Linked DNA regions of Homo sapiens: region 2 is linked to region 1. A link is a loop called in an ENCODE intact Hi-C map of the cell type or tissue named here. Cell type or tissue: dorsolateral prefrontal cortex. All regions are shown on one strand. Each heading gives the region's core, and the rest is flanking DNA. Links, peaks and the distances in the headings are about the cores only.

The links. A loop is a pair of places that touch in the nucleus more often than their neighbours do. Peaks named below come from ENCODE experiments on the same cell type or tissue, not always from the same donor. Only the 100,000 strongest peaks of a DNase experiment are listed, where the experiment ranks them.
Region 2: a loop joins it to region 1, with 5 times the contacts of the local background. A loop is called at or near these places in 92 of 110 quality-filtered maps.

What each region holds. Positions count from the first base shown.
Region 1 is chr3:127,968,689-127,974,068 of GRCh38, forward strand. All of the region lies in intron 5 of KBTBD12 (kelch repeat and BTB domain containing 12), which reads left to right. Among named protein-coding and RNA genes, the nearest start is that of KBTBD12, 56 kb to the left of the region's middle. In dorsolateral prefrontal cortex, for the core only: a CTCF peak has its summit at 2,484 (motif pointing left); a DNase peak (open chromatin) is centred at 2,463.
Region 2 is chr3:127,650,163-127,655,542 of GRCh38, forward strand. The region is part of intron 2 of PODXL2 (podocalyxin like 2); the gene reads left to right. Among named protein-coding and RNA genes, the nearest start is that of ABTB1, 20 kb to the right of the region's middle. In dorsolateral prefrontal cortex, for the core only: CTCF peaks have their summits at 2,191 (motif pointing right) and 2,402; a DNase peak (open chromatin) is centred at 2,189; H3K27ac peaks cover 1,096 bases.

The DNA of each region.
Region 1 (5,380 bases), core at 109-5,108:
GTTGATCCGTGCAGCACACCACCATGGCACACATTTACCTATGTAACAAACTTGCATATCCTGCATATATACCTCGGAACTTAAAATAAAAGTTGAAGGAAAAAAAAAAGAAAACGAATCAATGTAATATGCCGTATTAGTAGAATAAAGGGAAAAAAACAGATTATCTCAATAGATGCAAAGAAAAAAAATAGATGCACCCTTTCGTGCTATAGATACTTAACAAACTGGAAATAGAAAGTAACTTCCTCAGCCCGATAAAGGGTATTTATGAAAAATCTACAGCTAACATCATGCTTAATGGTAAAAGACTGAAAGGTTTCCCCCTAAAATCAGGAACAAGGCATGAATGCCTACTCTTGCCACTTCTATTCAGCATTATACTGGAGGTTCTAATCAGTAAAATTATGAAAGAAAAAGAAATATAAAGCATCCATATTGGAAAGTAATAACTAATTGCATATGACATAATCATTTTTTTCGAAAATCTTAAGGAATTATTTTAAAAAGCTACTAGAGCTAATAGACAGGTTCAACAAGGGTGCAGGACATAAGACCATACGCCAAAAAATTGTATTTCTATACACTTACAATGAACAATTAAAAAATGAAATTAAGAAAACAATTCTATTTACAATATCATCAAAAAGAATAAAATAGGAGTAAATTTAACAAAAAAAGTACAGGATTTGTACACTGAAAACTGCAAGACATCATTAAAAGGAATTAAAATTCTATATAAATGGTAAGATATTACATACAAAAATTGATAGGATGATCCTAAAATCTATATGGAAATGTAAGAGACCCAGAAAAGCCAAAATGATCTTGTAAAAGAACAAAGATGAAAGACCCACACTTCCTAATTCTGAAGCTTTACTTCAAAGCTATAGTAGTCAAGACCATGTGGTACCAGCATAATGATAGACAAAACATATCGATCAGTAGAATAGACTTGAGAGTTCAGAAATAATCCCTCCATTTCAGTCAACTGATTTTCAACAAGGCTGCCAAGACAAGTCAGTGAGGAAAGGATCCTTTTTTCAACAAATGGTGCAGGAATAATTGGATATCCACATGCAAAATAATGAAGTTGGAATCCTGCCTCTTACCATGTACAAAAAGGAACCCAAAGTAGATTAAAAATCTAAACATACAACCTAAAACTGTAAAATTCTTAGAAGAAAATGTAGGCATAAATCTTGAATTAGGTGATGGTTTCTTAGAAATGCCAAAGCACACATACCAAAAAAAAAAGATAAATTGTACATCAAAAATCAAAACGTTTGTGCTTCAAAGAGCAACAACAAGAACATGAAAAGACAACCCACAGGATGAGAGACAATAATTGCAAATCATGTCTGGTAAGAGACTTGTATCTAAAATACATTAAGAAATCTTATAACTCAATAATAAAAAGATAACATATTTTTAATGGACAAAGGAACAGAATAGACACTTGTCCAGTGAATATAAACAGATGATCTAGTGCTCAACATCATTAGCCATTAAGAAAATGCAAATCTAAACCATGATGAGATACACTTCATACCCACAAGGATGACTACAATGAAAAAAAGATAGATAATAACAAGTATTGTCGAGGTTTGGAGAAATCAAAACCACCATACGTTGCTGGTGATATAAAATAATGCAGCTGCTCTGGAAAAGTCTGGCAGTTCCTCAAGAGGTTGACACAGAGTTGCCATACGATGCAGCAATCCCACTCCTAGGTATATATCCAAGAGAATTGAAAATATATGCCCACCCTTGTACCTGAATGTTCACAGCAGCAGCATTCGTCTCAGCCAAAAAGTGGAAACAACCCAAGTGTCCATCCACAGATGGACAGATAAGTAAAATACACAAATAAGTAAAATACTGTCTATTTAAGCAGTGGAATATCATTTGGCAATAAAAAGGAATGAAATACTAACAGTTGCTACAACATAGATGAACCTTGAAAGCATTATGCTAAGTGAAAGAAGGCAATCACAAAAGACCACATATCACATGATTCCATTTATATGAAATGTCCAGAAAAGGCAGATGGATAGAGGCAGAAAGTAGATTTGTGATTGCCAGAAAATGGAGAAAGGGTGAATGGGTAGTGACTGCTAATGGGCAGAGGATTTATTTTGGGAGTGATGAAAATGTTCTGAAATTAGACAGTGGTGATGGCTGCACAACTCTGTGAATATACTAAAAAACCATTTTTTTATACATTTTCAAGGGGTGAATTTTATGATATATGAACTATACCTCAATAAAGCTGTTGTTAAAGTGAAAAAGTCAGAACTCCTTCTCTTATATCCTCACAGTAATCAGCTTGGTGTTTGACACTAATGAGGAGAATTAAGCTGAACTGCCCATGGTGAGGGTGCTTAGAGGCAGGTTCCTTGAGTGAAAGAGGCAGAAATGGCCCATTCCAGAGACAGAATTAGGCTTCCTGAGACAGAGAAGACAGTGGTGGCAGATGACACCTAGTGGCAGGAAACTATTCCCTGCTATAAGAACATCCAAGGGATGACAACACTGTGGCCTTAGGTACCTGCAAAAGATTCCTGTGGTTGGCACGCAGAAATCCTGCCTTTTAAGGGACCCTGTGGGCTTGGACAGAGGGCATCTTGGTGATAATCATAATGAACTGAATACCGAAGAGCCACTCTCATGTTTTCTAGCTCAAGTGTGCCCTCAGGATTCTTGTATATCTCACAAAGAGGAGTTGCTCCCAGAGGGCTCAGCCTTCTCCCTGCTGACAAAGCCCCCACTTTGGCTCTTGTTCCAGCTGTTGGCCCTTTGAGACTCAACTGCATATTCTTGCCAGGCTCTGGTTTCTGTCTGTTTCCCCGAACTCTGGTGCAGGGTCCCCCCATTCCCTACTATGGCAGCCCATCGGTACACACTTGTTTGCCACTTGTGGCTGTCTTCCCTTCCTCCAGGATGGCAGGGGAGCTCAGGGAGCAGGCTGAGGGAGCAGGGAGGCCTCCTGTTTCTCCACTTCAACTCTATACTGGCTGCCAGTGGGACCCGCTGTGGGCAGGGGGATTTCTTCCCAGAGTCCAGGCTAAGTCCCTTCTGCCTTCAGCCCATCTGAGCCATTTTCATCATCTTCTTTGGCTAACTTCTAGGGGACCCAAACAACATTTTCACCTTAGTATCAGCCCCTCCAAATCTTCCTTCCTTCACCCAGGACTGGAAATGCTCTCTACCTCCTCCATCTGTCCAGCAAGAACTTCCCTCAAATCACCCCTCTGCCTCCTCTAGTTTAGTCTTGTGGCACAGTCTTAATGGTGAAAAGCCTGTCGAGGACAAATCTGAATTATCAGAAAGAGAAAATGCACTGGGAAGTACTTCAAAAATGAATTCTTTTACTAACCAATGCAGATTAAAATTGACAGCTGACAGTTACCTGGTTACCCTGTGCTAGGGAAAATTCTAAGCACTTTGCATGTGTTAATTTATTTGATTCTCTCAACAGCCTGCAACTATTATTTCCCTTATTTTAAAGGTGCAGAAACTGAAGCCATCTAAAGAAGTCAAACAGAGGGTAAATGTTGAATTTGGGATTCAAAGTTAGATAGTCTGGCCCCAAAGTCTATATTTTTAGCAGTAGGCTAAACTGTCTCTCCATACCAGACAAATCAAATCAGAATATTTGGTTATGGGGCCTGGGCATCAATATTTTTTAAAAATCTTCAGATTTTTCTAACATGCAGTCAGGGTTAAGAGCCTGGCTGATGTCTGTTGGGTTTTCATTCAACAAACCTTTATTGAATGCCTTTCTAGGTAGTAAGCCCATGTTAAACCCCAAAGATACACATACAAACATGTTTGGTTCCAGCCCTAACAGAGCTCATTGAGGGCAAAATAAGGAAGTTGCTGTATTGTTGGATGATGGACTCAGCTAGCTGCTTAGAATGTAGTTGTGCTTCTTCACAAAATAGCTGATTCTAGGTTTGGAGCACAGAAATTGCAAGGTAAGGTTCAGATATCCTGTTACACCAGAAAGCAGGTACATTGTCAAAGACTTAAGGGAGTCATGAAAAGACAGAGAAACCAGCCTGAAAGGGCAGTCACTGGCCAGATTCAAAATAATTCAAACATCAAAAATCGTAATTGACTATAATTGACTGAAACACATTGAATCAAAAGCCAGGTAATAAATGTAGAAGTCATGATAGAAGGATAGCCAAGATCCTAATTTGTATAATAGTTGGTTCAGTCAGAAATCATCAATGGATGCTAAAAGCATCGGTTGAAAGGTTATAAAGAACAGGATAGTCACATGGCACTGAAGACATATTACCTGATAAATCACAGACTAATTACAACATGAAAAAATATGTACTTTTACAATGGAGAAATTGGATAGCCACCGCTGTAATCAAATAATCATCATTAATAATGATATAATTTTATAGTATTTGCTTCCTATATCATTCAGTATAGAGTCTTCTCATGTCCCCACCACCACCAAAATACTTAACTTGTGTCCAGTCAAACCTCTACATTTTACCTCCAGTTTATAGGAAATAGAGGAAGAACAAAGTAAACAACCCTATGAGGAGATAGGTGAATTCAGCTTGTGGGACATTCTACAAGAAAACTGACCCTGACTCAAAAAAATTAATGTCACAGGGAAAAAAACCCAAGATGGGGGCCTTCCTAAATGAAAGGAGACCAGAGAGACATAATAACAAAGTATAATGTGTGAAGGTTGGTTGGATGATGGTTTGAAAATAACAGCTATTGAGTTATTCTGGGGACAACTGGGGAAATTAGAATATGAACAGGATTTTATTCAATTTTATAGAATTAATGTTATTTTTTCATAGGTATGATAATGGTTTGTGATTATGTAAAGGAATTTCCTCATCCTTAGAAGAAGTATGCTGAGTATTTAGGAGTGAAGTATTATGCCTGTAATTGATTTTTCAAGGTTTCAGGAAAAAAAAAGTGTGTGTGTGTATGGGGTGGGGACATAAAGATAATAAGGCAAAATGCTAACTATTATTGACTCTAGATGCAGAATACACCGGTATTCAGTGTACTATTCTTTCACCTTTTCTGTATGTTTGAAATTTCTCAAAATAAAAAACTGATAAAAGAACAAAGCTTTGATAGACACCAGCTATGGTGGCCACTATGCTACAAGTCTGTTTTATCCTAGTACTAATGACTACAGAGAAAAAGATGGAATGATGGAAGTGGTTTGTTTTACCTTTGGCATCCCCGTGCCCCCCAGCCACACCCTGGAGAAATTGTACTAAACTTATGATATCCTGGAGGAGAGTTACTATTTTCATTTTCAACTTCCTATCTGTCCTACAGTATATACCATATACCCATACATACATACACTGTCTATATCATATAT
Region 2 (5,380 bases), core at 207-5,206, 320 kb before region 1:
TTGAATAGAAGAATCAGTTCATTGATATTTCAGCCTGTGCTGAAGTTCATCCCTGGGATTATGGCTGCCCTGAGAGATAGAAGTAAAGTCCAGAGTGACTTCGATAAACTGGGGAAAGAAACCTATACAGAACTGTGATGAAATATAGGAGGGAAAAATGATCTATTTAGGGAACAAAGCCAGCACCATAATGAGTTTAAAAGAAAGCGGAGAAATAAGGCCTAGGGGACCCAGGCCTGGGGCTTCATCAGGGTGAGCTGGAGCTGCATCTGAGCCAGCACCAACCCATCACAGGGGGCGCGGGAGAGCTCAGCTTACCAGCTGTGATAAATGACAGTAGTGCCACTGGAGTGGAGAAACCCCTTTACATTTTGCATCAATTAGTCTCAAGTTAGTGAATCTTGTTCAGTTTTCAATAGTTCATTCAGCAAATATTTACTGTGTACCCCCTGTGCTGATTTTGTAACACTCTTTTTTGTTTTTTGTTTGTTTTTTTTGTTGTTGTCGTTGTTGTGACGGAGTCTTGCTCTGTCGCCCAGGCTGGAGTGCAGTGGTGCGATCTCGGCTCACTGCAAGCCCCGCCTCCTGGGTTCACACCATTCTCCTGCCTCAGCCTCCTGAGTAGCTGGGACTACAGGCACCCACCACCACACCCAGCTAATTTTTTTTTGTATTTTTAGTAGAGACGGGGTTTCACCGTTTTAGCCAGGATGGTCTCCATCTCCTGACCTCGTGATCCACCCACCTCAGCCTCCCAAAGTGCTGGGATTACAGGCGTGAGCCACCGCGCCCAGCTGTAATACTCCTAAAACTGTGGTGAGGCTGGGTGCGATGGCTCACACCCGTAATCCCAACGCTTCGGGAGGCCGAGACGGGTGGATCACCTGAGGTCAGGAGTTCAAGACCAGCCTGACCAACATGGTGAAACCCCATCTCTACTAAAATACGAAAATTAGCCAGATGTGGTTGCGGGCACTTTAATCCCAGCTACTCGGGAGGCTGAGGCAGGAGAATCGCCTGAACCCAGGAGGCGGAGGTTGCAGTGAGTTGAGATCGTGCCATTGCACTCCAGCCTGGGCGACAGACTAAGACTCCATCTCAAAACAAACAAACAAAAAACACCAGGGTGAATCCAGAGTTTTCACAAGAGAAGGATGAAAACAGAAAGGTTGAGAATAAAGAATAATTACAGTTGTTTAGCCCCAGGAAAAGAAGCTAGGTTTAGGGGCAACTAAGAGACTATGTACATTGTTTCCTCTGAAGGCGGTGCTAGCAGGTGCTGCTCACTTACCAGATGAAACAGAGATGGACTTGAGTTGTAAAGGAACCATCACAGCTGGGTTTAGGCAAATGGGGGTGTAGGGGTAAGTCAATAACACAGAAATGCCTCTCTAAAGAGACCCAGCCATATTCTTGAAGATAATTGCCAGCCCATCTTCTCTAGACTCACCAGTGCCTGCCAGAGGGCTGAGGCCTCGTCAGGTAGCCTCCTGTGGTCCCTTCCCGTGTTAGGACCCTGACCCTAACCACGGATACACCTGCCGTGAGCTGGGCTGTGTGGATGCTGAGAGGAGCAGAGAACATGGAGTGTGACAGAAGGAAAGTGTGCCTTCTGTGGGCTGGGTGTTTTGCATTCCTGATGCCACTTCATCTTTGTAACAACCTGAGGTATTAGCCTCACATCATGGAGAGGTGGGTGTGTGGCACACAGAGGCAAGTGGCCACCCAGAATTCCAGCCCATGCCTCCAGAACCCTGAAGCTTGGCCTGGGGCTCTTAACGCCAGCCACTCTTGTGATTCAAGCCCAGCTTTAAGGAGGTTGGCTGCGGCCACAAAGGTACGGGCAGACTGGGGAGAGGTCATGATTCTGCTTGTCAGCTTGCTCCTGTCCAGCATCCCAAGCCAAGCCCGGGTGCTGGACTAAATGACCAGGATGTGTCAAAAGACACTGGCTTTAACCACACAAGAGTCTAAGAGTCTTACAACTTTACAACTGTGACAAGTCTAGCATCACAACTTAGAGCAAGAATCCTCCTCTCCTGGGCTCCCTCATGTGGAAAAGGCGAGAGATGGGCCCTTTGCTCTTGCAGGGCCTCTGTCTACCTGTAAAATCCCTGAGTCTGGGATTTGGAGACCCAACTGTTCTGAGGGCTCTGGGGAACATGTGGTTTCTGTTTAGAGCCACCAGGGGGGGCTGTGACTTCACAGTGCCATTCCCAGCAGTTCTGGGAGGGTCGGGAGCCCAGGAGCCTAAGTGTTATCCTGCAATCAATCCAGGAGGTCCTCCAGGGCTCTCCTGTGCAACGAGGGGGTCTGCCCCAGGTGTCTTCTGAGCTGCAGCTTAGACATTCGTGGCCTCCCATGCTCCGAGGCCCAGCCCGAGCCTCTCCCTGGAGGGCTTGAGCCTTGGATGACCTTTCTCATCCTTCAGTGCCCCAGCTCTTCCTGAGGACAGGGATGAATCCATGGAGCCAGCCCTTAGACTTCCACGTGTCTCCAGTGTGTCTCCCGGGCGGCTCGGCTTCCTCACACCTGTGTCCAGGTGTGGGGCTCTAGAGGTACACCTTGGTCCCAGACACGCTTTTGGGGTTTGGCTACAAACTAAAAGGGCTTCGTGGAGGGACCCTTCTCCTGAGCCTGAAGTGGATGGGGTAGGAAGGGATTCCCTGGAGCGCTCAGCTGGTCAGACCCTCCCTCTGGAATCAGAGCTGTCCACGGCAGCAGGGCTGAGGGTGTGGGCATCAAGGACTTGCCCTGGGTCACTGAGGGCAGGCTGGGAGGGCAGGTAGCCCTGTCATGTGTCCCCTCTCTCCTCCCTCTCCTCTTGCCTCTCCCCTCTCTTTACTCTCCTCATCTTCATCTCCCTCCTTTTCCTGCTCAGCTTCACTTCTTTGTTTCTCTTCTTCCATTCCCAATTTGATCCTTTTTCACCTCCAAAGTGCCTGCTGAGGCTTCCTCTCCCCTCTCAATGCAGCGAGTCCCTAGAAGCCTGATCTGTATTCCTTGGACACCTGAGTGGGAAAAGCACCTTCCTCCCTGTCTCTCAAAACTGTCTCACCTGCTTCAGGGCGGTGTGGCTCCTTCCTGCCACAGGGCTCTGCGCTCTCAGCCAGGATAGCCTGCCCTGTCCCTTGCCATGTTTCTATTCCCCTCTTGACAGCTCAAGCATGTTCGCTGACCTGTAGTGAAAGTCAGTGTCTCAGGCCGGGTGCAGGGGCTCTCTCCTGTAAGCCCAGTACTTTGGGAGGCCAAGGCAGGCAGATCACGAGGTCAAGAGATCAAGACCAGCCTGGCCAACAAGGTGAAACCCCGTCTCTACTAAAAATACAAAAAATTAGCTGGGCGTGGTGGCGTGTGCCTATAGTCCCAGCTACTCAGGAGGCTGAGGCAGGAGAATTGCTTGAACCCAGGAGGCGGAGGTTTCAGTCAGCCAAGATCGTGCCAATGCACTCCAGCCTCGGTGACAGAGTGAGACTCCATCTCAAAAAAGAAAAAAAAAAAAAGAGAGAAAGTGTCTCTCACATGTGCACGCTCTCTCTGTTACTCCTTATTTTAAAAAATTTTCAATTTACAGAAAAGTTGCAAGAATAATTCCGTCCACCCCTTGCTCGGACTCCCCCATTATTAACACTTTGCCGCAGTTGCTGTATCAGTGTGTATGTGTACATGTATGGATATGGAGATGCAGATCTGTACTTCTTGCTAAACCATTTAATGGTAAGTTGCAGACATGATGCTCCTTTGCTCCAAATACTTCAGTGTGCATTTCTTAGGAACAAAGCATTCTCCTAAAAACCACAGCAGGATGATCAAAATCAGGAAATTAACACTGATACAATATGCTTCTGTAATTACAAACTTTATTCAAACTTTGCCAGTTTTCCCAGTAGTGTCTTTTATAGCAAAAGAAAAAAAGAGCAGGGTTTCATAGTCCACTATCCGGTCCAGAATCACGTACTGCATTTAGTCCGCATGTCTCTTTTGTCTCTTTTTTATTCTGGAAAACCCTCTAATCTTTCTTTGTCTTTCATGACCTTGACATTGTTGGAGTGCAGGCCAGTTATTTTGTAGATTGCCCCTCAATTTCAGTTTGTCTCAAATTTCCCCATGGTCAGATTCAGGCTCTGCATTTTTGGCAGGCATATTGTGGACGTGATGCTGTATCTTCTTAGTGAATCGTACCGTGGTTCTGCTCTTGGGTAAAGCCTGGCTTCTTCACTCTTTATTCTCAACTCCCATTTGGATCCAGTCTCACGGGCCCTCTCCTGGGACCCCTGCTTTCACACTGCTGGTGTTTGCCCTGCAGCTGCCCACACAGACGCCCCTCACCCCACTGGTTCCTAGTGTGTGCTCCCATCAGGCCTCCCGGTAATTCTGTTTCTGTTTTAGGAGACATTTGTAATACTGAAATCATATTTACACTTGTCAACAGATGAGTAATCCCCTCCTGCCCTGCCCTTTTTCCTAGATTTTCTTTGACTTAAAACTCAAGTGCTTAGGCTTTAGTTACATTCGGTATAAAAAATGAAAAATAAAAACTCAAGTGCTTATCCTGCTCCTCATTCTATGGAGACACTTCCACTTTTCCTGTTATTATTTTACCAGGTAATAACTCCTTTAATAATAATAATGGCAGGCGGATGGCCAGGTGCGGTGGCTTACGCCTATAATCCCAGCACTTTGGAGGGCCAAGGTGGGCGAATCCACCTGAAGTCAGGAGTTTGAGACCAGCCTTGCCAACATGGCAAAACCCCGTCTCTACTAAAAATACAAATTTTTCTTTCTTTCTTTTTTTTGTGAGACAGAGTCTCACTCTGTCACCCAGGCTGGAGTGCAGTGGTGCAATCTCGGCTCACTGGAACCTCTGCCTCCCGTGTTCAAGCGACTCTCATGCCTCAGCCTCCCAAACAGCTGGGATTACAGGCACCTACCACCACACCTGGCTGATTTTTGTATTTTTAGTAGAGACGGGATTTCACCATGTTGGCCAGGCTGGTCTTGAACTCCTGACCTCAGGTGATCCACCCCCCGCTTGGCCTCCCAAAGTACTGGGATTACAGGCATGAGTCACCATGCCCAGCCATAATACAAAAATTAGCTGGGCTTGGTGGCAGGTGCCTGTAATCTCAGCTTCTCTAGAGGCTGAGGCAGGAGAATTGCTTGAACCTGGAAGGTGGAGGTTGGAGTGAGCCGAGATCACACCACTACACTTCAGCCTGGGCAACAGAGTGAGACTCTGTCTCAAATAATAATAATGATAATAACAACAACAATAATAATAGCAGGAGGAGGTGGAGGACCCCCCACAGTTAACTGAGTGTTTACTCTGCACTGCGGACTGTGCGCAGGGTCACCTCACTGAACCCTGACCAGAGCCCTG